3 separate regions of the Homo sapiens genome follow, and regions 1 and 2 are each linked to region 3. A link is a contact called in ENCODE Hi-C or POLR2A ChIA-PET data. All regions are on one chromosome and are shown on one strand. The core of a region is the stretch at or near the end of the contact, and the rest is flanking DNA. Distances in the headings are between cores, read along the strand shown.

Region 1 (3,204 bases), core at 189-2,688, 950 kb before region 3:
ATCAGAGTCAGACCCTGTCTCTAAAAAAATAATTTTAGGCCGGGCGCGGTGGCTCACGCCTGTAATCCCAGCACTCTGGGAGGCTGAGGCAGGCAGATCACCTGAGGTCAGGAGTTCGAGGCCAGCTTGGCCAACATGGTGAAAATCCGTCTGTACTAAAAATACAAAAATTAGCCGGGTGTGGTGGCTCACGCCTGTAATCCCAGCTACTTGAGAGGCTGAGGCAGGAGAATCGCTTGAAACCGAGAGGCAGATGTTGCAGTGAGCCAAGATCACGCCATTGTACTCCCACCCAGGCAACAAGAGCAAAACTCTGTCTCAAAAATAATAATAATAGGCCAGGCGCAGTAGCTCACGTTTGTAATCCCAGCACTTTGGGAGGCCAAGGATCACAAGGTTAGGAGTTCAAGACCAGCCTGGCCAACACAGTGAAACCCCGTCTACTAAAAATACAAAAATTAGCTGGGTGTGGTGGTGGACACCTGTAATCCCAGCTACTCGGGAGGCTGAAGCAGGAGAATTGCTTGAACCCGGGAGGCAGAGATTGCAGTGAGCCAAGATCATGCCACTGCACTCCAGCCTGGGCGACAGAGCTAGACTCCATCTCAAAAAAAAAAATTTAAAAATAATAATTTTAAAAAAATGTTTTAAAAATGAAAGAAAAGGAAGAAGGGAGGAGGAAGCCAGAAAGAAAGGGGCCGTGCAGGGTGGCTCACACTTGTAATCCCAGCACTTTGGGAGGCTGAAGCAGGCAGATCACCCGAGCTCAGGAGTTCAAGACCAGCCTGGCCAACATGGTGAAACCCTGTCTCTACTAAAAATACAAAAATTAGCTGGGCATGGTGGCTCATGCCTGTAATTCCAGCTACTCGGGAGGCTGAGGCAGGAGAATCGCTTGAACCCGGAAGGCGGAGGTTGCAGTGAGCTGAGATCACCTCACTACCCTCTAGCGTGGGCGACAGCAAGACTGTTTCAAAAAAAAAAAAGAGGAAGAGTGAAAGGATGGACGAAAGGAACTCCTGTGGGGTGGGGCATCTGGGGCACTTGATGCCCCACGTGACCATTCCCTTCCCGGAGGTCTGCCCCAACTGCTCCAGCCCCCATAGCCTGAGGCTCCCGGCACCTCCCACCCAGCATCTGTCACAGCAAATCAATCTGGGCCACATGCTCCTGAAAGGTCCTTGGGAGCCCCACCAGGCTCCAGTGTGGTTGCCCCAAGTACTCCATGAGTAGACATGGGCTAGGGACTTACCCAGGCCCTTGGTGGTGCCTCCAAGGGTGGAAAGACTGGGGGACCCTGTGCCCCTGAAAGCCCAGAGTTTCACTGTTTCTGGGTACCTTCATTTCTGGGAACTAACTGTGCTTTGGAAAGAGAGAAATGAGAAGCAAAACCCTAGGGCCCCAGTATCACCCCTCCTTTCTGTCTTCCTTCCGCTTAGTCACAGCCAAGAGCTCAGTACCTCAGCCTCCCTTAGGGCCACTAGGTGGGGCAGAATACAAGGTCAGGCGAGGACACAGCATCTGGGACGAGTCCTTTCCTGCCAACAGCCTCCGTGAGGGGTCCTAGGATTGCTGAGGGCTGAGACCACCTTCCCAAAGTTGGGGAAGGGGTAACTGAGGCTGTCATCTGGCCTGTCTCACCTGTCTTACCTGCAGGCCCATCATTCCTGCACAGTCATTTATTAGGCACCAACTGTAAGCCAGGCCCAGGAGGTTGGATGGTTCAGGTGGGGCCCTGGCCTTGCAGAACTCATGGACTTGCACATAGACTCCTCCTGACAGGCCCCTCATGAGTAGCTGGGTCCTTACGATTTTTCTGGTCAGCAGTGGGGAGCCGTGGGAGGCATTAGGCTCTGGGGAAGCCAAGCAACATCACATGTACACAGCATAGAGACTCACACACCCTTGCACAGGCACCCACACGTACGTGTATGTTCATGGGCGTGGGCCTTGAGCACCGGGTCCCGTGAGCCACTGCACCTGGCCAACTGGGTCCATGTCCATAATCATAGGTGTCCACGCAGGGCCTCCCTTGGATGGGGGAGCTCCAGGCTCTGGAAACCAAGCCAGGGTTGCATGCATGCACGTGTGTGTGTGTGTGTGTGTGTGTGTGTGTGTGTTTGTGTGTGTGTGGTGTTACTCTGCCTCAGAGGCCCAACCACTGCCTCCAAGTCATGGGAGCGCAGAGCCCATGTAAGCTCAAACACTGCCCCATGTCATAGAAAAGAGGGCCAAAGATGGGGCTGGGCGTGGTGGCTCACTCCTGTAATCCTAGCACTTTGGGAGGCTGAGTCGGGTGGATCACGAGGTCAGGAGATCGAGACCATCCTGACTAACACGGTGAAACCCTGTCTCTACTAAAAATACAAAAAAATTAGCTGGGCGTAGTGGCGGGTGCCTATAATCCCAGCTACTCAGGAGGCTGAGGCAGGAGAATGGCCTGAACCCGGGAGGCGGAGCTTGCCGTGAGCGGAGATTGCACCACTGCACTCCAGCCTGGACGACAGAGTGAGACTCCGCATCAGAAAAAAAAAAAAAAGAAAGAAAAGAGAGCCAAAGCTCAGAGAGGGCCCATGACTTGCCCAGTGTCACACAGCAAGGTGAGGCAGGTCTGGGAGGGAAATGAACCAGACCTTATCCACATCCCTGACCTTTTTGGCTTCATGCTTGGAGCTTGGCACCCCCTGAGAACCACACTCCGTTGACCTCTGGGAAATGGAGGCTGGTGATTCTCCCAGCAAACCCGCCTGGGAACTAACCACAGGCTCCTCCCAGCTTTCACTAACCAACCCCAGGATTTCCAATACCGGTGCTTTGCTTAGCTGTACTGGGCACCTGGAACTCATTCTCCCTGCCACCCTCCCTCCCTGATTCCTTGAATAAAATTCAGCCTTCCAAATTTTACTCAAATGCTTCTACTTTCTCTGACCCTCTGGAACTTTCCCCTGTTGCCAGCCTCCCTCCAGCATCTGTCCCCTCATTCCCACCTCCTGTTTACTTCCCTACAAAAGCCAAAAATTGACCCCTAGAGCCTGAGACTCTGGATGGAGGATCTTCGTAGCTGGGGCCACACCCAGGCCAGCCCAGCCCTTCAGACTCTGCCAGTCACAGTGGGGTGGGCCCTGGAGCTGGAAGAGGAAACAGAGCCTCTGCCAGAGTCACCACCTGCCCCCAACCCTACTTCTCCTCCGAAGGCCCAACAAG
Region 2 (3,200 bases), core at 488-2,987, 620 kb after region 3:
GTTTACACAAAAACTTGTACACAAATGTTCAGAGCAGCATTTTCCTTAATAGCCAACAAGTGATTGAACCCAAATGATCCATCAACACATGACTGAATAAACCAAATGTAGCATATTCATACAACAGAATATTATTCAGCCATAAAACCGACTGAAGTGCTGATGCTTGCTGCAACATGGATGAACCTTGAAAACATGCTAAGTGAAAGAAGTCAAACACCAAAGGCCACATTTTGTCTGATTCCATTCATATGAAAAGTTCAGAATAGTCAAATCTATAGAGACAGAAAGTATTAATATATTAGTTTGCCAAGGGTTGGGAGAAAATGGGGAAAGAGAAGAAATGGTATGACTGTTATTGAGTATGGAGTTTCTTTTTGGGATGATGAAAATATTCTGGAATTAGTGATTACAGTTGCACAACACTGTGAATGTACTAAAAACTACTGAAATGTACACTTTAAAAGGTGAATTCTGTGGTGTATGAATAACTTAATAAAGTTAAAACACCAGAGAGAATACTCCGGAGACTCTCTCCATCCAATAGCAGCTTGTGTCTTAACACTTGAAGGGTTATAATTCAGCCATCCAAACATCTCCCCCTACTCTAAGTATCAGAAACCTCAAAGAAGCATTTTGGGTGCTCCAGGAAGCCCAAAGGCTCCTCCTGGGAAAGGATGTCCTTGGGGCACAGCAAAGCCACTGCCACCCTACAGAGCAGTAACCAGAACAAAGGCCCTATGGCCTTGTGCCCAGCTCCACCCCTAACGCACCTGTCAGAGTCTCCTTTCAACAACAGAGGGAGGAGCAGCTGGGGGAGGGTCCCCAACAGAGCCTTCTGCTCTCACCTAAGCTTCTTGAAAGAACATGCGTAAGAGAGTGTCCGCCCCTAGGCTCAGTGGGCAGAGGCAAGTTCAGGTCCACCCCTGACCAGTAGGTCCCATGGTATCTCTCAACACCGCCTCCCCTCTGTAGTTCCCTGCATGTGGGCCTCATCTCCCTCAACAGTGGTTTATACATGAGGGGACAGGAAGGGAGGTAGAGTACCAGATTAGGAGTCAAAAGGTCTGTATCCTAGCCTGGAATCTCCGTCCATGTCCTCAAGTGCCTCAGGGCATCACAGGCTACCACCCAGCCTCCCTGACTCTCCAATCAGCCAGAGGGCCTTGCCCGTTCAAAGGAATCTCTCGAAATGAGGACTTCTGGAGGAATGTGAACTCAGAGAGGGCGGCTCCGCCCCGCTCACACTGCAGGCCCGGGCATCCCAGCGTCCTGCTGTACCTACCTGCTGGAGCAGGGTGTACCCTCAACAAGACCCCACGCAGCCACCCACTGCTAAGGACGTGGAGAATGGCTAGAGAGGCCCGATACCGGCCCCAGGTCACACATGAGTCGGGACTTGGTCGTGTGTCCCTCGCTAGGATGCAAACTATGGAGGCAGAGGCCTGTTTGTTCGCTCCAGAAACCCAGCGCAGGGCCTGGCACGCAGGAGGCGCTCAGAAAGTGCCCGACCCAGCGCCCCCTGCGCAGACAGTAAACTGGACCTGAAGAGGACCACCCTGGAACCTGGCGCCCCGCCCGCCCCTCGCAGCCATCGCTCTGGCCATTAGGCGCCCAGTGTCCCAGCGGGGAGACTGAGGCCTGGGGAGTTGCTCTCGGCTGGGCTTACCGCGCAGGGCGCAGCCATGGCGGGGCTGGCGGCGCCGAAGGCAGCTGCGGTGGCCGTTGCGGCCCGTTCAGTTTCCGCGCCCCCAACGGCCACCAATAGCAACGCGGGCCGCGTCGGCACGCCCCGCCCACCGCAATTAAAGGAGAAGCGCCTCAGCTTTTTGCCCGACGACTGGAAGCAGAGCTGTATGACCGGCGGCCGGCGCCACGGTCTCCGTGCCCAGTTCCCCAAGCCCAGACAACCCACAGACAGCGCAGCCAAAAGCCTCTGTCCGCCGCCACTCGTTCCGCCTGAGAAATTAAAAGACCCAGGATGAAGGGTTCACCCCACCAGCCCGTCGTCCGGCTACTCTAACGGCGAGCGCAGCCTCCTGGGAAATGCAGTTCCAAGCCGCCCACGCCCCTATGTCTGGAGGAAGGTGGAGCTACACTTCCCAACATGAGATTGCACCATTGCATTCCAGCCTGGGCAACAAGAGGGCGGGCCGGGTTTTACCACCCGAAGCGACGGCCTTAAGGATCCCGGAAGCGGAGGACACGTGGGTTGCTGTAACCAGATTGCGTTAAAGCACCCGCGCGCGCCGGCGCAGCCAGATTTTCCCCGCAGGAACCTATTGAGAGCTGAGTATTCGCCCCTCGGGAACTCTCAGTGGTTCGCCGTCCGAACGTTCTTAAGACAAGTGTCGATTTAAAATAACATGAGTTACTCGGAATCACAATCATGGAGTGGAGAGATCAAGGTTCGATTCTCAGTTCTCGCCCTGATTGGCTGTGTGATCTCAGGAAAAACGCCTCTGCTCTGTGCCCCGGTTTCCCCATTTGTAACACGAGGGAGTGTGGTGCAGCCCGGCCCTGTCAGGATCCTTAAGGCCTCAGAAGCTGTTAGAAACCCAGTCTTTAAAAGAAGGAGAGGCCGGGCTCAGTGGCTCACGCCTGTAATCTCAGCACTTTGCCACTTTGGGAGGCCGAGGTGGGTGGATCACCTGAGGTCAGGAGTATGAGACCAGCCTGGCCAACATGGTGAAACCCCATGTCTACTAAAAATACAAAAATTAGCCGGGCGTGGTGGCACGCGCCTGTAAACCCAGCTACTCGGGAGGCTGAGGGAGGAGAATTGTTCGAACTCCGGAGGCAGAGATTGCAGTGAGCCTAGATGTTGCCGCTGCACTCCAGCCTGGGCAACAGAGGGAGACTCCGTCTCAAAAAATATATATATATATAAAATAAAATTTGAAGGCCACCAGCAACCATCTGAATAGACTCCCTGCTTGGCCAGGGCACTCAAATTTAACCTGAAAGAGTGGTTCAGGCCATGATGGGAAGTGGGGGTTGGACATGCCTCATTATACCCTCCAGCATTAACATCAACAAAAACCTTAAGTCTGATAAGAAACATTTACGATCTATTTTCTCTGAAACCTGCTACCTGGAGGCTTCATCTGCATGGTAAAACCTTGGTCTCCATAACCCCTTATCTTAACCGAGATATCCCTTTCTACTGATAATAATTATTTCAACCAATTGCCAATCAG
Region 3 (3,336 bases), core at 299-2,798:
AAGAAGAGAACCAAAGGGACAGTGCTAAGCCATTCATGAAGGATCTACCCCCATGATCCCATTACTTCCCACCAGACCCCACCTCCAACATTGGGGATTACAATTCAACATGAGATTTGGGTGGGGACACAGATCCATATTAGATAGCAAAGTGCCTTTTGACAGGCAGAACCCTTTCATTACCTCCAGAAAATAATATAAATGAAAAATCAGGCATATATGTGTCTCAGAAGCCAAGGGGGTATGTAAAAATGGGAAATTTGAGAACACCTGAAAATTAGGATTTTTTTTGGAACACCTTCTGCAGATCTAAATTCCCATCAAGAGTTAGCTCCAAAAATAACCGCATCTGGTATCTTAGAGGTGTGAAGGCCTAGAAGAAAAGGAAAGTGGGGACGAGAAAGGAATTGCTATCCTCTTGATTTTATGAGTAAAATACAAAGCCTTCAAAGAAAGATGCACTTTTGTAATTTAAAACATCACTTTGTCGGCCAGAGGTGGTGGCTCACGCCTGGTGGCCCAGCACTTTGGGAGGCAGAGGTGGGCAGGATCACCTGAGGTCAGGAGTTCGAGACCCGCCTGCCCAATATGGCGAAACCCTGTCTCTACTAAAAATGCAAAAAATTAGCGGGGCGTGGTGGCGGGCGCCTGTAATCCCAGCTACTCGGGAGGCTGAGGCGGGAGAATAGCTTGAACCCAGGAGGCGGAGGTTGCAGTGAGCCAAGATCCCGCCACTGCACTCCAGCCTGGGCGACAAGAGCGAAACTCCTTCTCAAAAAAAAAAAAATCATTTTGTCAACATTCACTTATTGGGAAGAGGAGAAGAGAACCTGAGGCTATAGTGGAGAGAGCCGTTACAGTCCCATCAGTAACTGGAGCCCACATGGCCACATGGCAGTAATTCCCAACTTGAGGAAGGAGAACCTGCACCCTTAACCTCCACCTGAGTGTCAGCAATCAAGAAAGCCCCCTTTTGCCTCTGCTTCTCTTCCAGGGAATTCTGAAGACAGCTTCACTTAACAGGAAACAGGATGGTAGGTGGGGACCGAGGGTGAAAAAAGAAGAGTTACATGATGCGCATAATTTCAAGGGCCCTTGAGGGCTGAGCACAACCTATGTTGGAGGCAACAGTAGCAGCAGCATTGGCAGGATCAGTAACGATCGTACCCCGGTGTAGAGCTCCCTATCTCTGAGCTAGGTATTCGCATCACCTCATTCAATCCTAACAAGCCGCCTAGATTATTCCCAATGAGAAATGAGGAGAAACTGAGGCTCAATTGAGATGCTAAATGGCTGGCGAGTGCAAAACCATTCCGTTGGACCCACCCCTAGAACCATTCTCAGGCAGCTTCTGGCTTGGGATTTCTGTGCGGCATTCATTCCAGAAACGGTCCCATCCAGGCAGGAATCGCCGTACACCCGGCGCAGGGGAACGGCCTTCAGTCGGCTCTCAGCGGAACTTTCCTCTCCGCGGCGCGTGTTCCCGTCCGTGCGGTCGGGCGCGCGGGCCGGGAGGGGGACGCTTTCTGGCGCGGACCGTGAGCGGAGGCTGGCGAGCGCCGCCGCCGGTGGAGACCGACGCTTGGCCAGAGCCAGCCCGCGGCGCCCGGGCCTGGCCGGCTGCTTCCCGCCTCAGCCGCCGCCCCCGCCTCCGCCGCCGCAGACTTTGCCTAGGCGGGCGAAGCTGAACGTGAGGTCCCTCGGCCCTGCGCGGTCCGGCGCGGCCCGGAGCCGCGGCGCAGGAGGTGAGACGCCGGTGCCGGTTCCTCGCTCCCGGCCGGGGCCGCCGGGTCCCGCAACAATGGGGACCGACTGGAGACGCGGCCTGGGCCCCTGCCATGCAGTGGCTCGGGGCAGCTAGATGGACCCAGCGGCCCGGGCCTTCGGGGCACGGGGTCCCCCACCCGGGAAACTCCAGTGGCCGGAGGCTTGGCGGGGGTCTTGGGCCTCGACCCGGGGCCTCAGTGGCTTGATATTTGAGGATTTCGTAGCCGGGGAAGGGAGTCGTAGGGACACGGAGACTTAACTGTTGCCCCTCTGCGCTTTTGGCTCTGGATGCTGGCGCCCCGGAGGATGACCAGAGCGCGGTGTGGGGTTGGGAAAGTATTTGGAATTTTAGGGGCTTCTGTGTGTCTAATCCCTAAGGCGCATCTGGATGCGTCTCCCCGACCCCCTCTCCTGAGGTCTGGGAATTTGGCAGACTGGGGTCGGGCTGGGGCAGAAGAGGCATTGAGAGTTTAGCTTCCCTGAGGTAACTGGTGATTAGTTCCTGGAAAGGCAGGAGCTCAGCTGGGCACAAGAGAGTTAAGCAGAGAGCTGGATCCTCCGGGGCCCTGATGCACCCTGACGAGGAGTGGTTTTCAGGCAAGGAACTTATCACAGGAGTGAGTAGTGGCACACGGTGAGTAGTGCTAGCTGTCTTGTCGTTAGGGTGAGGCCGGTGGGAGTTGTGGTTTGGGGAGTGTAGAGGAGGGTTGATAGGCTACTGAGATTGGAGAATCAGCTTTATGTGGGTCATGGTGGTGGCAGCCTGGGAGATGAACAAGGAAACTTTGCAGAGTGGGCTTCCTGATGGAGAGTGACCTCTTACTGCGTGGGAGTGGGTGACTCAGATCTGTTAGGATTCCTGTTGCTTGCTAGGGATTGTGGCTGACTATATTGGTGGCTGAACATTGAGGTGGATGCAACTGGAAGGGTTATGTGGGGCTGGATGAGTTTGTTCCCACGTAGAGGACAGTGTGGACCTTTCTTACTCCAAGTCAGAGTGGTGACTGTCATTGACAACATTTTAAGTAAGGAATTTCTTTGTGGTATTTGGATCCAAAGCTTTTCTCTGTTCATTTTTTTCTTTCCTCCGTTGTTTTTGAATTGTGACTCATACTTTCTTTTCAGCACTGTGGCTATTTGAAATGATAGACAAACTTAGACTTCATCATACATGTAAGTTCCAGGCGTTTTCAGTCCAATTCTTATAAATCTAAATTTAAAAGCTTCTTTTCACTAATTTGTGTACCATTGTTTAATGTGTGCAACACTAAAGAAGGATAAGAAAACTCTAACATTTATGTTGTTAAATGGTCTTTCCATCCTTAAATCCATGAAATTTCATCTTCTCTTACTGCCATGAAGTGAGTTCGTTGAATCTATTAAATCTTAGTGACTCTCATTTCAGCATCCTTGTTTACTCTCACAGGACATTGTCTTCACTAGAAGTATTATCCATCTTCAATGAATTTGGCCTGTACACTGTCTCCCTGTGACAATCTATATCATTGAAAGACAGTACGCAAACTCCAACTCTGAGGCCTGCAGCTGTGGGCCGGAGCTCTGTATGTA

The links. A loop is a pair of places that touch in the nucleus more often than their neighbours do. ChIA-PET counts read pairs that join two places held with the same protein, here RNA polymerase II (POLR2A). Pooled maps may share reads with other maps.
Region 1: a loop to region 3 is called in a pooled map, with 2.8 times the contacts of the local background. The contact joins the enhancer-like site here to the promoter of RAD54L2 in region 3. A Hi-C loop is called at or near these places in 1 of 50 pooled maps. POLR2A ChIA-PET finds 5 or more read pairs at or near these places in 2 of 52 experiments (activated CD4-positive, alpha-beta T cell and activated T-cell).
Region 2: a loop to region 3 is called in a pooled map, with 8 times the contacts of the local background. The contact joins the promoter of POC1A here to the promoter of RAD54L2 in region 3. A Hi-C loop is called at or near these places in 6 of 50 pooled maps. POLR2A ChIA-PET finds 5 or more read pairs at or near these places in 4 of 52 experiments (H1, K562, WTC11 and 1 more).

What each region holds. Positions count from the first base shown.
Region 1 is chr3:50,589,578-50,592,781 of GRCh38, forward strand. It overlaps HEMK1 (HemK methyltransferase 1, mitochondrial release factors N(5)-glutamine), which reads left to right. Exons shown (of 11, transcript NM_016173.5): 11 at 1-3,204. Among named protein-coding and RNA genes, the nearest start is that of CISH, 21 kb to the right of the region's middle. RefSeq lists enhancers at 881-1,000, 1,011-1,070, 1,141-1,230, 1,251-1,360. Within about 2 kb of position 1,439, at least 15 of the 41 ENCODE cell types and tissues checked have a DNase peak (open chromatin) inside an H3K27ac peak, as active enhancers do.
Region 2 is chr3:52,152,686-52,155,885 of GRCh38, forward strand. It overlaps POC1A (POC1 centriolar protein A), which reads right to left and starts at 1,738. Exons shown (of 11, transcript NM_015426.5): 1 at 1,670-1,738. The coding sequence starts at 1,687. RefSeq lists enhancers at 1,131-2,108, 2,109-3,085.
Region 3 is chr3:51,537,171-51,540,506 of GRCh38, forward strand. RAD54L2 (RAD54 like 2) reads left to right here and starts at 1,549. Exons shown (of 23, transcript NM_015106.4): 1 at 1,549-1,745. RefSeq lists enhancers at 1,323-1,617, 2,436-2,525 and a silencer at 1,506-1,905.